Regions from separate parts of the Homo sapiens genome. Here region 1 is linked to region 2. A link is an interaction called in ENCODE POLR2A ChIA-PET data of the cell type or tissue named here. Cell type or tissue: GM12878. All regions are shown on one strand. Links, peaks and the distances in the headings refer to the core of each region. The heading gives the core; the rest is flanking DNA. Region 1 overlaps TOP1 (DNA topoisomerase I). Region 2 overlaps LOC100128988 (a long non-coding RNA gene).

Region 1 (8,042 bases), core at 2,876-5,375, 57 kb before region 2:
TTCATTGTCTTCCCATGAAACTATAAATGGCTAATTCAGGAATCTGAATTCAGGAACACTCCATCTTCCTTTAAGTTCCACCTTCCCCTGACCCGTTCTCTTTCTCAGTGAAAGCATTTCTTAGAATGTTAGCCATTTTCACTAGAAAACTGGCTTTCTGAGCCTTTTGGCAATCACAACATAGGTACCTACAAGTGTACATGTAGCCCTGCGGTTTTCAGCTTTGCTGTACATTATCACACCAAACAGAGATCAGGGAAAAGGAATCAACAAATGACAAGGCAAATGAGACATTTGCCAGGAAGCCAAAAGTCAACGATATTTCCTCTGCCTGCTAACCAGAAAGAGATGTATATAGGAAATTCAAAGTTCCTGCTAGAGTAGTAAACCCCTTTGTAGGTCACAATTAATCACAAAAACCAGAATGGGATGAAGCTATCATCCTGACTTTCCAAAGGAAGCCAAGTCTCCTCTACTCCTAACTGTTTAGGCATAAGAGCAGATTTGCATTTTTATACTAGCTGAATACAGATGATTGAGGGTTAAGGACAGCTTCTATTACAGGGCATTACATTGGAGACTGTTAGAAATTTGGGTTTATAGAGCTCCACCAGGCTTCTGAATACAATGTGATCATCCCTACTTGTCAGGTGCTGTTACCGTCCCTGCCTCCACAAATGGAGAGCAGAGTGCCTGGAGCCCAACCTGGCATCCATAACCCCCAAACCGGCAGGAGTGCTGGCAAAGAGCAAACCCCACTGCCAATCTTTCCTAGGAATGTGCCTGAAGGAAGTAGCAAAGGCGCTGGGGAACAAGTCCTATGATACAGAAGCATGTCCAGGGCTGTGCCAGGAAAGTCAGAAACAGGATTTGGCCAGCATATAAAATGGAGTCAATGTGGGGTCAGTCAGGCTGACTCATCCATTTGAGATTTTCTAACATGTATGTCTTTTTCCAAAAGGCTTAGGATATGTTTGACTTTCATGGTAGCTAAAGAACTGTACTTTCCTCATTAACAGTGAAATGATGGAAATTCTGACCAATGCAGAAAGTTCATTTGCTGGCTGCCTGTTTTAAGAGATACTGTATTATCTTCATACTGATCCTGCTACTTTTCCATACACAATAGACACAATATGTCAAAGTCACAAAAGGGCTTTAAAAGTACAATTGTAGGCTATAATATTAGCCAGGTTAGAGGCTGAAAAACAGATGATTAATTACTGAAGAAACTTCAGTAGGGCTAAATTAGAAAAATGCTAGATACCCTGAAAGGATAAAAACCTTCAGGGTTGCCTTTTTTGTCTCCCCATTTTGTCTTCTAAGAGTAGAAGAAAGGCTTAATATCAACCATAGGAAGGAAACCAAAGGTTGGACAAACATATTTTAAGAGTAAGTTTAGTCTGGGATATGCTGAAGGACAAAAATACAGACAGTAGCAGTCCTAGAACTTCTGCAATGGTCACACTTATGGATGAAATATGAATTTACCCCATGGGCATGAGGAACTCTGAACGAGAAAACAACCAATTATTGGCTAGGCATAGATGCTGACTTCTTGGTTCATAGTTTGCATCTGTATGGGGTAAGATTCCAACACACTAGCAGGGACTAGAAAGCAAAAGTCAGCGCTAAAGAGAACAAATGGAAAGATCCAAAGCCACCTTTCCAGAGTGTTCATGCCATGTGTTATGCTTCAATTGGCTGAATTCCACTAAAGAAAAAATAATCTGGCTGGGCGTGGTGGCTCATGCCTGTAATCCTAGCACTTCAGGAGGCCGAGGCGGGCAGATCACCTGAGGTCAGGAGTTCGAGACCAGCCTGGGCAACACAGTGAAACCCCATTTCTACTAAAAATACAAAAATTAGCTGGGCGTGGTGGCACATGCCTGTAATCCCAGCTACTGGGGAGGCTGAGGCAGGAGAATCACTTGAACCAGGGAGACAGAGGCTGCAGTGAGCCGAGATCACGCCACTGCACTCCAGCCTGGCGATAGACTGAGGCTCCATCTCAAAAAAAAAAAAATTTAAAAAAAGGAAAGAAAAAAATAACTTACACTATTTTTAAAGTGATGACAGCAAAACCTTTGGTCTATGATTCTTGTTGGAGCTAAGCAGACCACAGAAAAGGGTGACCAGAGTTTCTCTAAGGCACTTATATAGAAGAGTGGGAGAAACGGTGGAAGTAGGGAGCCAGTAGGGAACAATGTCTCCCTTCTGGCGAAGCACTGTTTCTTTAGGAAAAAAGACCACCGCTACCACAACAAAATACTGATATTCTGGAAAGCTAGAATGTTGGCTATGGGAAACCATTTAAATCTGTCCTCTATCCCCCATAAAAGTATTTAACAGATACTTGAGTAGCACCCAGTGCCAAGCACTCATCTAAGCACATTTGATATCGGTAACAAAACTCAGGTAACTACTGGTATCTTCATTTCACAGATGTGGAAACTGAAGCACAGACAAGTTAAGTAACTCACCCAAGGAACTACCTCTAAAGAGAGAAACAGGATTTAAACTCAGGCAGTCTGGCTCCAGGGTCATGCACTTGACTACTCTGTTACTTCCCAAACAAAGCAAAAAAGCACTGTTAAAGGTAGAAGGAGCCTCCACATATTCTGAGAAAAGGACTTAGCCACTAACAGCCCAGCTACCTGTCTACTCCTCAAGGCAGCAGACCTCTGCAGGTCACATGAAGTTGGATCATGGGGATTCCTGTGAGACAGCACAGAGAGCTTCAAAGTCTTGGTTTAGGAGGGAAACTCATGACCCTTTCAAGGATAGTAGACAGTTAAATCTTAAATGATATTTGTTAAATTAAATATTTAAGTAACTTCAAAAGTTGCCTCTGGGAAAAGAGCGCAGCTTCTGAAATGAGCCAGTTTCCAAAAGGCACTAAGAAACAAGGGTTCCTTAATGTCCATCATCATTACACACTACAATGCCGATTATATATCTCTAAACAAAATCACAAGGACTCCGGCGTTTTATATTATAGAAGTATCAAAACTTCAAGGTAAATGTAATTTCCTAGAAATTATTTAATCCTTTGTTTTCAGGCCAGAGAGGATAAAAGGATGTGCCCAAAGATGGCAAAACCGATACCCATTCTAACTCCCATTCCTCCCTTAAGTTCTTTGTCTCTATTAATAGCGTGAACAGCCACCCAGTTATCCAAGACAGGAACCCTTTTTCTTAGACCCTTCATGTCATTTGTAGCTAAGTCTTATATCCACTTTGCTCAAGTATTTCCAGTGGCTTCTTGCTCAGCTCAGAATCGAGTCCCAACATTTCCCCCCGATTTTTAGTTAGTGTAAGTAACAAGTTCCAACTTTTTGAAATGGCATTTAATAGTTTTGCCTCAAGCCACTTTTTTGGGTCTCATTTTCTACTATTCCACCCTGTGTAACCCACCTAACTAGATTCCTCCCAGAACAAAGCATATACTACAATGCCTCTATGTTTTGCTTATGTTTTTCTTTCTAACCATTACTTTCCGTTAGCAAAATTTTAACCATCTTTGAATGGCTAGCTCAAATGCTGTCTCCACCATGAAATCTTAAAAACAATGATTATGGCGTACTATGATAGGGATAAATATAATATTGAAAATATCAGGGCTCCAAATTGAATGCTATCAATAACTACTGAATTAGATTCAACTACCAAACTCAAGAGCTCCAATTTATCTGCATGATATTATACTAGGCTTTGCGGTAATTATCATCATCACCATCATTATCTCAATTATTTAGTATGTTACAGTTCCCAAAGAGCTGTCATGTGCATAAACAAACTTGAAAGATTGATAAAGCAGGTACTGTTATCAACCCTTGACCAAAACAGAAAATGAGACCCAGAGAAGTTAAGCACCTTGGATCACGACACGTAGCTTATAAATGACAGAACCCAGCCTCTTAACTTTTATCTTAGTGTGCTATTCAATATATCATACTGACTCCCATGTGAATGGTGGTGGTACTGAGTTTCCTCATTTCCAAACTGTTCAATCTTCTCTGCCTACCCATGTTAGTTGTCCATTTCCCACAGACAGGATGATATAGTGATGTGTAGACAAAGGGAGGGCTTTGGCAAACCACTCACAAGGAAAGCAGCAAACATATCTTTTAAATTTTATTAATTTCAGAAAAATCTCCCCTAATCTGAGAACTAGATGCGTAATTCAAGTGCATATTCCTAAAATCCTACATTCTCTCAATTACAATTCAGGTAGGATTTGGAACTAAAAGGAAAGCAGAAGCCAAAAGCATCCTTATTCTCAGATGTTTCTCACACTGACAGTACAGAATAGCACTGCCAATATGGCTGGAAAAGTACTTCCCTTGCTATTTTACAGCAGTTTTCTGTCTTCCCTTGCTTTCCACAAATTTGTCACTCCAGTGTGAATGCCAGGTTTAAAATTGGCAAGAGATGCACAGAGTCGAAAACTAGGAGGAATTTCATTTCACACGATTCTCTTATTTTCTAAAATCAAGCCCCCCTCCCAAATTGCTTTTAATAATATTCTGTTTATACAAGAGATCTACTATTAAAGATAAACAATGGATAAGAATGTAACCCTTTAAGAAAGGTAGCTCGTGAGATCCTACAAGCTACGTAATTCCTTGGCATCTAGAAGAGTATTCCTTTTGAGATTATTTATGTATTTTTTAAAAGAGGGCCGGCCATGGTGGCTCATGCCTGTAACCCCAACACTATGGGATGCCAATGTGGGAGCCCAGAAGTTCCAGACCACCCTGGGCAACATAGCAAGACCGCCATCTCTATTAAAAACAAAAAAGTTAATTAACCAAGCATGGTGGTGCATGCCTATTGTCCCAGCTATTCAAGAGGCTGAGGTGGGAGGACCCCTTGGGCCCAGGGAGGCTGCAGTGAGCTATAATCACACCACCGCGCCCAAGCTTAGCAGTCAATGAGACCCTGACTCCAAAAAAAAAGAAAAAGGATCTGAGGAGCAAAATATTAACGCTAACAGAAAGAAGCAGTGTCAAGAGATAAGTGATGACTGATGAAATTATCTTCTAACTTTGGTGTGAGCTGTTCTTGTCATGTTACAGGCCAGACAAGAGAAAGACAGAGATGAAGTTTTCATAGGTTCAGAATTTGATGACATTAATACTTTCAGTGCCAAAGATTTCAGGGATTTGGGGACAAAGAGAGATAAAGGCAGTGCCTGAGGTGATCTGACATTTTTAAACCTGAGCTGCCTACCATATGCATACAAGTAAGGGGTGCTTGTATTTAAACAGACAGTTTAGCTACAAAACTAACTCTTTTTACACAGGGAGGTATTTTTCACTGGAAGGAATAATGTAGTGGGGACTCAGGATCCTTGGTCTCACATCCTCTTCTTTCTGCTACCACATCACTGTGGGACTTAGAGCATGTGACCTCAGACTCCTGTCCACACAAAGAGAAGACAAGATGAAATGATTCTTAATACCTACTCCCTTGTTTTGCACCTTGCATGAGGACAATAAAGAGGAAACCAAATGGCATCTTCTGGGATGTGGATCCATAGCCCCATTTTGTTTCTGCACATAATGGCTACTCTCCCACTCCAAGTCTGCAGTATTGCTACTGCACAGGACAGTAAATGCCTCCTGGGCTTGGGTCCTAAGTATAGCCTGATGACAAATGATTGGTGCTAATATCTAGCAGAGAAGGAAGGGACACAGAAACACATCTGAAACACTTGTTTTCTCCTAACAAATGGCCACAAAATTAGCTACAATTGATTAGCAAGGATTGGAATAAATGAAAGCATTTTGGAACAGAACATGCTAAATACTAATTATTCTGGGGTTCAGATGTGATTAAATAATCCCCCAGATTTCTTTAATCTGCTACAGAAGAAATCGAAGAAACCCTAAACTATTTAAAAAGATCAGAGGTACTTTAAAAGGATCACAGTGTATATAAAATTTTACTGGAGGCCGGGTGTGGTGGCTCAAGCCTGTAATCCCAGCACCTTGGGAGGCTGAGGCAGGAGGATCACAAGGCCAGGAGTTCGAGACCAGCCTGGCCAATATGGTGAAACCTCGTCTCTACCAAAAATACAAAAATTAGCTCGGCGTGGTGGCAGGCGCCTGTAAGTCCCAGCTACTCGGGAGGCTGAGGCAGGAGAATCGCTTGAACCCAGGAGGCAGAGGTTGCAGTGAGCCGAGATCACACCACTGCACTCCAGCCTGGGTGACAAAGTGAGACTCCATCTCAAAAAAAATAATAAAATAATTTTACTGGAATATAACCAATATCCTTGCTTTGTTGCAAAGAGGTACTGTGTCAGTAGACATCAAAACAAGAAGTACTTAAAAGTTTGCTTACAACAGATCATCTGATTAAACTGTTAAAATTTACTCATGTGAATAAGAAACCAAGGGCTAGATTTAGTCATGTCATATGTAAACAGAAACTCGGGCCAGGTTTTTCCAATAGCTCTTGGCAAAAAGGCTTCTATTTTTATAGGAATGAAGAAAATATTAAAAGGCACAGAAGTGGCCAGGCGCGGTGGCTCACGCCTGTAATCCCAAGACTTTGGGAGGCCGAGGCAGGTGGATCACGAGGTCAGGAGATTGAGACCATCCTGGTTAACACAGTAAAACCCCGTCTCTACTAAAAATATAAAAAATTAGCGGGGCATGGTGGCGGGCACCTGTAGTCCCAGCTACTCGGGAGGCTGAGGCAGGAGAATGGCATGAACCCGGGAGGCGGAGGATGCAGTGAGCCGAGATTGTGTCACTGCACTCCAGCCTGGGCGACAGAGCAAGACTGTCTCAAAAAAAAAAAAAAAAAGAAAAGAAAAGAGGCACAAAAGTACATACAACAAATTATTGAATTTACCTACAATATGATCTTGGAAAAGTATGCTTTTAAATAGATGTAAAAGTGTCATCTCTGCACATCTGTAGAGCAGTTCACAACTGAAGAGCTTCTATATTTATTGACTCCCATGGTTCCCCTGTGAAGCATGTATCAAGATGAAGATGAAGAAACTGAGTTGAAGAAGGTTAAGTAACCTAGCCAAGATCACGAGACTTAAATGGATGTACAAGGATGAGGATTTCTTCTAAAAAAATCACATCCCTTTTTTTTTTTTAAGAGAAGATTTTTGTAAAACAGGACAGGGCCAAACTTATATGTCTCAAAGCCCTTTATGTCACTTTTACTGTATCTTTCCTCCCAAAACAAAGTAGAATGTGTTAGAGAAGATAAGTTTTCAAAAGCTTATGTTTTAAATATTAACCTCTTTCTTCTTAAAGTCTTTTGGAATTTCTTCTTACAGCCTAGTAATATAAAAATCAACATTCTTCATCTGATCTGTAAGCAGGTCTCTCACCTCCTCAGATGATACTGTTCACGGTCAAAGGTTATCTAATTTTTTTTTTCACACCACATCAATTAGCACAGTAAAAACATAGCAGGCAGCCACCCATTGTTGGACATGATCTAGCAATTCTACTCCTAGGTATACACCCCGGAGAATGAAAGTGGAACTCAAACATGTATTTGTAGCCAAAGGGTGGAAACAACCCAAGTGTCCATCAACAGATGGATTTTTTTAAATGTGATTACAGGCATACAATGGAATATAATTCAGTCATAAAAAAGAATGAATTTCTGATACGCTACAATACGGATAAACCTTGAAAACATATTAAGGGAATATAGAACAGATTTAAAAAAGATAAATATTGTATTATTCCACTTATATGAAGTACTTAGAATAGGCAAATTCATAAAGATAAAAGGTAGAAGGGAAAGAGAAAAAAAGACAAAGTAGAAAGATATTGGGACAGGGGAACAGAATGAAAAGTTATTATTTAGTGAATTCAAAGACTGGGATGATGAAAAGTTCTGGAGATAGTGGTGACAGTTGCATACTATTGTCAATGTACTAAATGCTACTTTAAAACAGTAAATTTTGTTATGTTTATTTTACCACACACAATTGTGTGAAAAATGAGATAAGCCAAAGTGACTTAATAACTATCCTATAGAAGATTAAGAGTACGTGA
Region 2 (8,042 bases), core at 4,275-6,774:
AAGCCAGGAAGACTCTTCCTTGGGAGCCCAGCCTTAAGGGTTTGATGGGAGAAAGATAATGCTAAAAACTCTAAATTCTCCCACTGACCCAGAACTTAGCTTTCCTTCTATTTTTGGAAAACATAACCTAATAATTTAAACAATCTATTTAAAACTTTTTTTTTTTCTTCTGTGGACTTTTCCCTTCATGGTGAGCATTTGGGTTCAAAGGGGGAGACAGAACTTAGGGAAAATATTTGCACAAGTCCTTACAGAATGTTCAAACCTAGCCTTCGAACCCCCAAATTAAAAGCAGGTGAGGCCCCCACTGCTGGATGTTGGATAGCCCCTGGGCTCAATCCTCAGACCTTTTTCCTTTGTCCTCTTGATTCACTATCTTATTCACTCCTGTGGCTTTAAATACCAACTATATACTGAGAAGTTCTAAGTTCATACCTAAAATCAGGGCCTTGCCCCCAGGTGTCAAACTTATGTATCCAGCTGCCTACCTAATATTCCTATTTGGACTTCCAACAGGCTTCTTAAACATAATGTGTCCCAAATCAACCCTCTATCTTTCCTCTCAAGCCTGTTCCTCCTTTGGTCTTCCCCAATCATAGTTAATGGCTCAGGTCATCCTTGACTATTTTTTTTTTTTTTTTGAGACAGAGTCTCACTCTGTTGCCCAGGCTGGAGCGCAGTGGCAACATCTCGGCTCACTGCAACCTCCGCCTCCCAGGTTCAAGCAATTCTTCTGTCTCAGCCTCCTGAGTAGCTGGGACTACAGTTGCACACCACCATGCCCAGCTAATTTTTGTATTTTTAGTAGAGACAGGGTTTCACCATATTGGTCAGGCTTGTCTCGAACTCCTGACCTGTCGATCTGCCCACCTCAGCCTCCCAAGGTGCTGGGATTACAGGCGTGAGCCACCACGCCCCGCATCCTTGACTCTGTTTTGCCTGCCTACTCCCCCTTATCCAATTTGTCAACAAATCCTGTTGACTTCACCTTCAAATATCCTGATGTTAACCATTTCTCACCATGCCCTTTGCTTTCACTTTAGCCCAAATTGCCATCATCTCCACCTGGTTTAATGTGGGAGTCTCCTAACTGGTGTCCTCTGCTCTATGTTTGTCATCTCATGGTATATAGTCAGAACAAGTGATCCTTTAAAACAGAGTGGTCCTATTTAAGACTTGAGATCCTGGCCAGGCATGGTGGCTCACGCCTGTAATCTCAGCACGTTCAGAGGCCAAGGTAGGAGGATGACTTAGAGCCAGGAGTTCAAGATCATCCTGGGCAACAGTGAGATACTATTTCAACGAACATTTTTAAAAATTTAGCTGGGCCTGGTGGCACATGCTTCTAGTCCCAGTTATTCAGGAGGCTGAGGCAGAAGGATCTCAAGCCCAGTAGTTTGAGGCTGCAGTGAGCTATGATCATACCACTGCACTCCAGCCTGGGTGACAGAGGAGACCTTGTCAGTTAAAAAAAAAGAAAAGAAAAGAAAAGAAAAGAAAAAGGGCTGGGCACAGTGGCTCACACCTGTAATCCCAGCACTTTGGGAGGCTGAGGTGGGCAGGTCACCTGAGGTCAGGAATTCGAGACCAGCCTGGCCAACATGGTGAAACCCCATCTCCACTAAATACACAAAAAATTTAGCCAGGCGTGGTGGCGGGCGCCTGTAGTCCCAGCTATTTGGGAGGCTGAGGCAGGGTGAATTGCTTAAACCTAGGAGGCTGAGGCTGCAGTGAGCAGAGATTGCACCACTGCACTCCAGCCTGGGCCACAGAGTGAGACTCCATCTCAAGAAAAAAAAAAAAAAGAAAGAAAGAAAGAAGAAGGTCGGGTGCGGTGGCTCATGCCTGTAATCCCAGCACTTTGGGAGGCTGAGGCGGGTGGATCACCTGAGGTCAGGAGTTCGAGACCAGCCTGACCAACATGGTGAAACCCCGTCTCTACTAAAAATACAAAATTAGCCAGGCATGGTGGCACATGTCTGTAATCTCAGCTACTTGGGAGGCTGAGGGAGGAGAATTGCTTAAACTCAGGAGGCAGAGGTTGCAGTGAGTCAAGATTGCACCATTGCACTCCAGCCTGGTCAATAGAGTGAGACTCTTTCCTGAAACAAAACAAAACAAAACAAAACAAAACAAAACAAAACAAAACAAAACGTAAGATCCTGTCACTCTTCTGCGCAAAACTCTCCAGTGGCTCCCATCTCATTCAGGGTAAAGTCAAAGACTTACAATGGCCCCAAGGCTCTGCCACACCTGCTCCCCTCCAAGGCCTCCCTTGACCTCATCTGCTGGTGCTGTACACCTTGGTCACCTCTTTCCAGCCACTCTGGGCTCTGTAAAAGCCTATCACACACCACTCATTCTCCAGCATTAGCCCTTTCATTTGTGGATCTTTCTACCTCGAACGTCCTTCCTCCAGATATCTCCATGGCCTAGTGCCTCTCTTCTTTCAGATCCTTGCTAAACTAAGACAGGCCCTGACTACTCTATTTAAAATTACAACCCCCTTCCCTCAGTTCTTCCCTCTTTCCATCCCTGCTTTATTTGTCTCCAATGCACTTGTCACCATTTGGCCTACGGAATATTTTACTTATTGTTTTCCCCGTGTAGTATGTAATCTTGATGACAGCAGCAATTCTTATCAGTTTATTTATTTATTTATTATTTTTGAGACAAAAATAATATTATTTTGTCACCCAGGCTGGAGTACAGCAGTACAACCATGACTCACTGCAGCCTTGACCTCCTAGACTCAAACAATCTTCCCACTTCAGCCTGCTGAGCAGCTGGGGCTACAGGTGTGCACCAACATGCTCAGCTAATTGTTTATATTTTGTAGACACAGAGTCTTCCTATGTCGCCCAGATTGGTCTCGAACTCCTGAGCTTAAAGGTGTTCTGCTTTGATATCCCAAAGTGCTAGGATTACAGGCATGAGCCACCGTGCCCGGCTTTCTCAGTTTATTTAGTGCCACATTTCTACCATCCACAGAAGTGCCTGACACACATAAGATACTCAATTAACATTTGTTGAATAAATGAATTATGGGCTGCAACGGGCTCCTAATATGTGTCAAGCAGAGGCCTGGAATGTACCAGAAAACTCCTTATAGTGAATAACATGGTTCCCATTTTTTTTTTTTTGAGATGGAGTTTCGTTCTTGTTGCCCAGGCTGGAGTGCAATGGCACAATCTTGGCTCACTGTGACCTCTGCTTCCTGGGTTCAAGTGATTCTCCTGCCCCAGCCTCCCGAGCAGCTGAGATCACAGGTGCGAGCCAACACGCCCAGCTAATTTTTTTGTGTTTTTAGTAGAGATGGGATTTCTCCATGTTGGCCAGGCTGTTCTGGAACTCCTGACCTCAGGTGATCCACACTCCTCGGCCTCCCAAAGTGCTGGGATTACAGGTGTGAGCCACCGCACCCGGCCATGATTCCCACTTTGCAGATAAGAAGATTGAGGCTTAAGGCTGAGTGTGGTAGCTCACGCCTATAATCCTAGCACTTTAGGAGGCCAAGGCGGGTGGATCACCTGAGATCAGGAGTTTGAGACCAGCCTGGCCAACATGGCGACACCTCGTCTCTATTAAAAATATAAAAATTAGCTGGACGTGGTGGTTCACACCTGTAATCCCAGCTATTTGGGAGGCTGAGGCAGGAGAATGGCTTGAACCTGGGAGGTGGAGGTTGCAGTGAGCCCAGATCACACCATTCACTCCAGCCTAGGCTAAAGAGCAAAACTCTGTCTCAAATGATAAATAAATAAATAAATAAATAAATAAATAAAAAGAAGACAGGCTTGGGGAAGTATGAGTGCCCTTTTCCTCTGTTCCTATAGCAACTTGCGCATGGCCCCAGTCTCAGCACCTATCATACTGCACTCTCATTATCCATTTCCTCAACTAGATGTAAGATTTTATTTTATTTTATTTTATTTTTGAGATGGAGTCTTGCTCTGTCGCCCAGGCTGGAGTGCAGTGGTGCGATCTCGGCTCACTGCAAGCTCCGCCTCCTGGGTTCATGCCATTCTCCTGCCTCAGCCTCCTGAGTAGCTGGGACCACAGGCACCCACCACCACGCCTGGCTAATTTTTTTAATATTTTTTTTATTTTTTAGTAGAGATGGGGTTTCAGCGTGTTAGCCAGGATGGTCTCGATCTCCTGACCTCATGATCTGCCCGCCTTGGCCTCCCAAAGTGCTGGGATTACAGGCGTGAGCCATGGCACCCAGCTAGATGTAAGATTTTTAAGTTCAGGGACTATTCTATCTTTTATTTATTGTTGCATCTCCAACACCTGGCAGAAAGGTGGGCACATAATAGGTGCTTAAGAAATATTTGTTGCATGAATACATGAATGAAATGGGCAAGTCAGGGTACAAACTCACAAATTTCAAAAAGAAAAGTCTCTGCCCACCCCACCCCCCTCTGCCCTAGAGTGTTCCTGAAACAGCCACAGAGCCAACAGTTAAGTCCCTCCCCCTGGCAGAGTGCCTTCTTGCAAATCCTCACCCACAGAATCAGAAGTATTTTAGATGGGGAGAAGTATACACTGGCTGACAGTTCTTTCCCATCACACCAGGCAAACGGAAATCATTTCTCCAGTCAATCCCTGCCAGTCTTCTAGAGTCAAGGTCTCTCTTATGCCTTGCCTCCTGATCTGCAGTCTGCCTCCCTAGTTTCCCCAATCCTCAGCTGCTGGGTCGGGCTCCCTGCCCATCCATCCACTCACCCAGCCTTCAGCCAACAGCCTCTGTGAGCCTGCTCTGGGCCATGTGATAGCTGAACTAACCCCCATTCCATTCCCACTGTGAGCTGACTTGGTTCTTTAAGTCTTCATTCCAACAAACTCTTTTTTTTGCCTCTTCTGTTTATACTTTCCGCCACCCCTGATCCCAAGTCTTAGGTCCATGGAGATGGCTCATTCCAACCATGGATGATTGTGGGCCTCTTGTCTCATCTGCTTCTTTCTCTTGGCTCTTAATTTCTCTAGATCAGTCATTTTTAAACTATTGTGTGTGTGTGTCTGTGTGTGTGTGTGTGTGTGTGTGTGTGTGTGTGTGAGATAGACTCCTTTGAGAAGCTGATGTGGGCTATGGTATCTCTTCCTCTAATAAATATTAATACCTATGCACTTAAAAACAGCATTTTGCATATAAGTTCTGGTGCACCTAGATCAAGATCTCTCCTTGCCTTCTCCCCTTCCCTCTAGATTTCTGGTTGTTTTTGGTTCCCAAATCAGTCCACCTGGTCTCCTTTCAGAAGCAGAAGCTTCTTCCTACGGTATTATCAATACTGTTATTATTAACAGCAACAGCAAGATTTGTACATTTTTCATGCATCAACTGATTTCAACCTCTCAATAACCCCAAGAGAAAGGAACTATTATTGTCCCATTTTTACAGATGAGAGAGCTGCTTGGTTACATGTTTTGCCAAAATCACATAATTCTAAGTCCAGGGTTTCTTCCTCCGCACGATGGATGGTGTGTTGCCTATTATTAACCACTGTGGTTTTTTTTTAACCTTTCCCATCTCCACCACCCAAAACCTACCTTCCCCACCCCTACCCTCACCCTATGGTGTATTGCCTATGATTCTTAACTGCTGTTTTCTTTGACCTCCTCCACTTCTACCACCTAAAAACCTTCTTCCTCACCACCACCCCCACTTCTCTGAAGCTCCCTCTTTCTCCCCCATCCACTCTTCAGCTGACCACAGGTGGCTTCTTTGTAGTTGCTTGAGCATATGTGAGCCATGAAAGGGTTTCGTTTCCCCTTCTGTTCTCAGCCCAGCTGTGCCAGCCTCTGTGATCCTTGTGAGCTTTAAATGAGGCACTCCAGACCCTTCTTACGCAGGCCATGGCATTTCTGGAACTGCCACACCTAAAATCCAGGTATGAGGAAGGAAGGAGACAACTATTTGAACACCTACATTGTACCAGGCCCCGTGCTTGACATAGAGACACTGAGCCCAACCTTTAAAGGCCTCAGCTTCCAGGTCCTTCCAGGCATCTTACTGATGGGCACCTGGAGGCTCTGAGATGATTGGTCTGATTCCATCTGCAGTCTGTCTGTCTGTCTGTGGGTGGTTAGGGGCCTCTCGGTAGCATGGCTAACCCTTTTTTTATTATTATTATTATTTTTGAGAAGGAGTCTAGCTTTGTTGCCAGGCTGGAGTGTAGTGGCACGATCTTGGTTCACTGCAACCTCTGCCTCTCTGGTTCAAGCGATTCTCCTGCCTCAGTCTCCTGAGTAGCTGGGACTACAGGCGTGTGCCACCATGCCTGGCTAATTTTTGTATTTTTAGTAGAGACAGGGTTTCACCATGTTGGCCAGGATGGTCTCAATCTCTTGACCTTGTGATCTGCTCACCTCAGCCTCCCAAAGTGCTGGGATTACAGGTGTAATCCCAGCCCATACCCAGCCTTAAAACCTTTTATCAAAGTGTGATATAGGCCAGGTGCAGTGGCTCATGCCTGTAATCCAACACTTTGGGAGGCTGAGGTGGGCAGATATGGGAGTTTGAGACCAGCCTGGCCAACATGGTGAGACCCCATGTCTACTAAAAATACAAAAGAGTTAGCCAGGTATGGTGGCACATGCCTGTAATCCTAGCTACTAGAGTGGCTGAGGCAGGAGAATCACTCAACCTGGGTGGCAGAGGTTGCAATGAGCTGAGATGGTGGCCACTGCACTCCAGCCTGGGCAACAGAGTGAGACTGTCTAAAAAAAAAAAATCATCTGAACTGAACCAAGAATCTGTAGCCTCAAAAGGGATTTGGCTATAAACCAATCTTCCACTGAAGGCTCCAGAATCCCAAAGTGTGCTCTTAATAAATGGTCCAGAGCATGTCTGATCAGTTCCTCTGATGCTCAAGTTCTCTGCCCATTGTTGCTTTTTTTCTTACCTTTTTTAAGTTCTGGAAAAAAAAATTAGAGACTCTGGTTAGGAGCCCCCTACCCCACAAAGAACTCTAGCCTTCATCACTCCTTGATTATGAGTGACAGAGAAATCATCATCTCACAAGGCCACATATTGCATTTTTTAGACAGATCTGGCAACTTAGATTTAAATTTTTAAAAACACGCATGTGTGCGCACACATACACACACAATAAAAAAAAATCCTTGTTTGAGCTGAAATATGCTGCAATTTTTGCTCACTAATTCTAGTCCTGCCCTATATGGCCTCCCATAATTAGTTTAGTCAATTCAGTAATCGAGTCTCAGGTGCTGAGGCACTTGAGGCAGACTTCCTCAACTCTACATTCTTCCTGTGGGGATCCTGGGATCTACTGAGTCAGGCATGTGGCTGTATCAACATTTGCCAAAGAACATTCCACTGGACACTAATCCCCCGAAAGGCCTTATGAAAACAGAACCCTGAGCTCAGATAAGTTGGGGAAATGCTATATCGCTCTTCTGGTCTTTATCACATCTCATTCCCCAGAAATCTTTATGAAAACAGAGCTCTGAGCTCAAGTAAGCTGGGGAGATGTTACATGTTCTCTGGTCTGTATCACATCTCACACTAGCACAGAGAAGACTCTTGAGGTCCTAAAGAATTAAAAACCCTGTTTCACTCTGTCAGTGACCGGTCTGACTTAGAATCCTTTTTTCCAAAGAGGAAAATTTCTATGAATTTTTCTCAGAATGAATGTCCTCCAGTACAGGACATAGGCCAGTTAGCTGTAAGCATCCTCTAAAACTACACTGTCTAATCTGATAGCCGCTAGCACCCAGGACTACTGAGCACTTGAAATGTGGCTAGTTCAAACTCAGATGTGCTGTGAGTGTGAAATATACACTGGATTTCAGATTCTTAGTACAAAAATAAAATGAAATATGCATACTTTTTATATTGATATATGTTGAAATATTGGGTTAAAATTTGTTATTAAAATTAATTTCATCTATTTACTGTTACTTTTTAAAATGTGGCTACTAGAGACCAGGCACAATGGCTCACACCTGTAATCTCAGCATTTGGGGAGGCTGAGGCAGGTGGATCCCCTGAGCTCAGGTGTTTGAGACTAGCTTGGGCA

The links. Peaks named below come from ENCODE experiments on the same cell type or tissue, not always from the same donor. Only the 100,000 strongest peaks of a DNase experiment are listed, where the experiment ranks them.
Region 1: POLR2A ChIA-PET joins it to region 2 with 5 read pairs; 14 of 35 experiments call an interaction of 5 or more read pairs at or near these places.

What each region holds. Positions count from the first base shown.
Region 1 is chr20:41,065,335-41,073,376 of GRCh38, reverse strand. The region is part of intron 3 of TOP1 (DNA topoisomerase I); the gene reads right to left. Among named protein-coding and RNA genes, the nearest start is that of TOP1, 41 kb to the right of the region's middle. In GM12878, for the core only: no CTCF peak of the experiment used is centred there; no DNase peak of the experiment used is centred there.
Region 2 is chr20:41,009,477-41,017,518 of GRCh38, reverse strand. All of the region lies in intron 2 of LOC100128988 (a long non-coding RNA gene), which reads right to left. Among named protein-coding and RNA genes, the nearest start is that of TOP1, 15 kb to the left of the region's middle. RefSeq lists enhancers at 5,628-5,677, 5,818-5,977. In GM12878, for the core only: no CTCF peak of the experiment used is centred there; DNase peaks (open chromatin) are centred at 4,596 and 5,738; H3K4me3 peaks cover 1,137 bases; H3K27ac peaks cover 2,419 bases.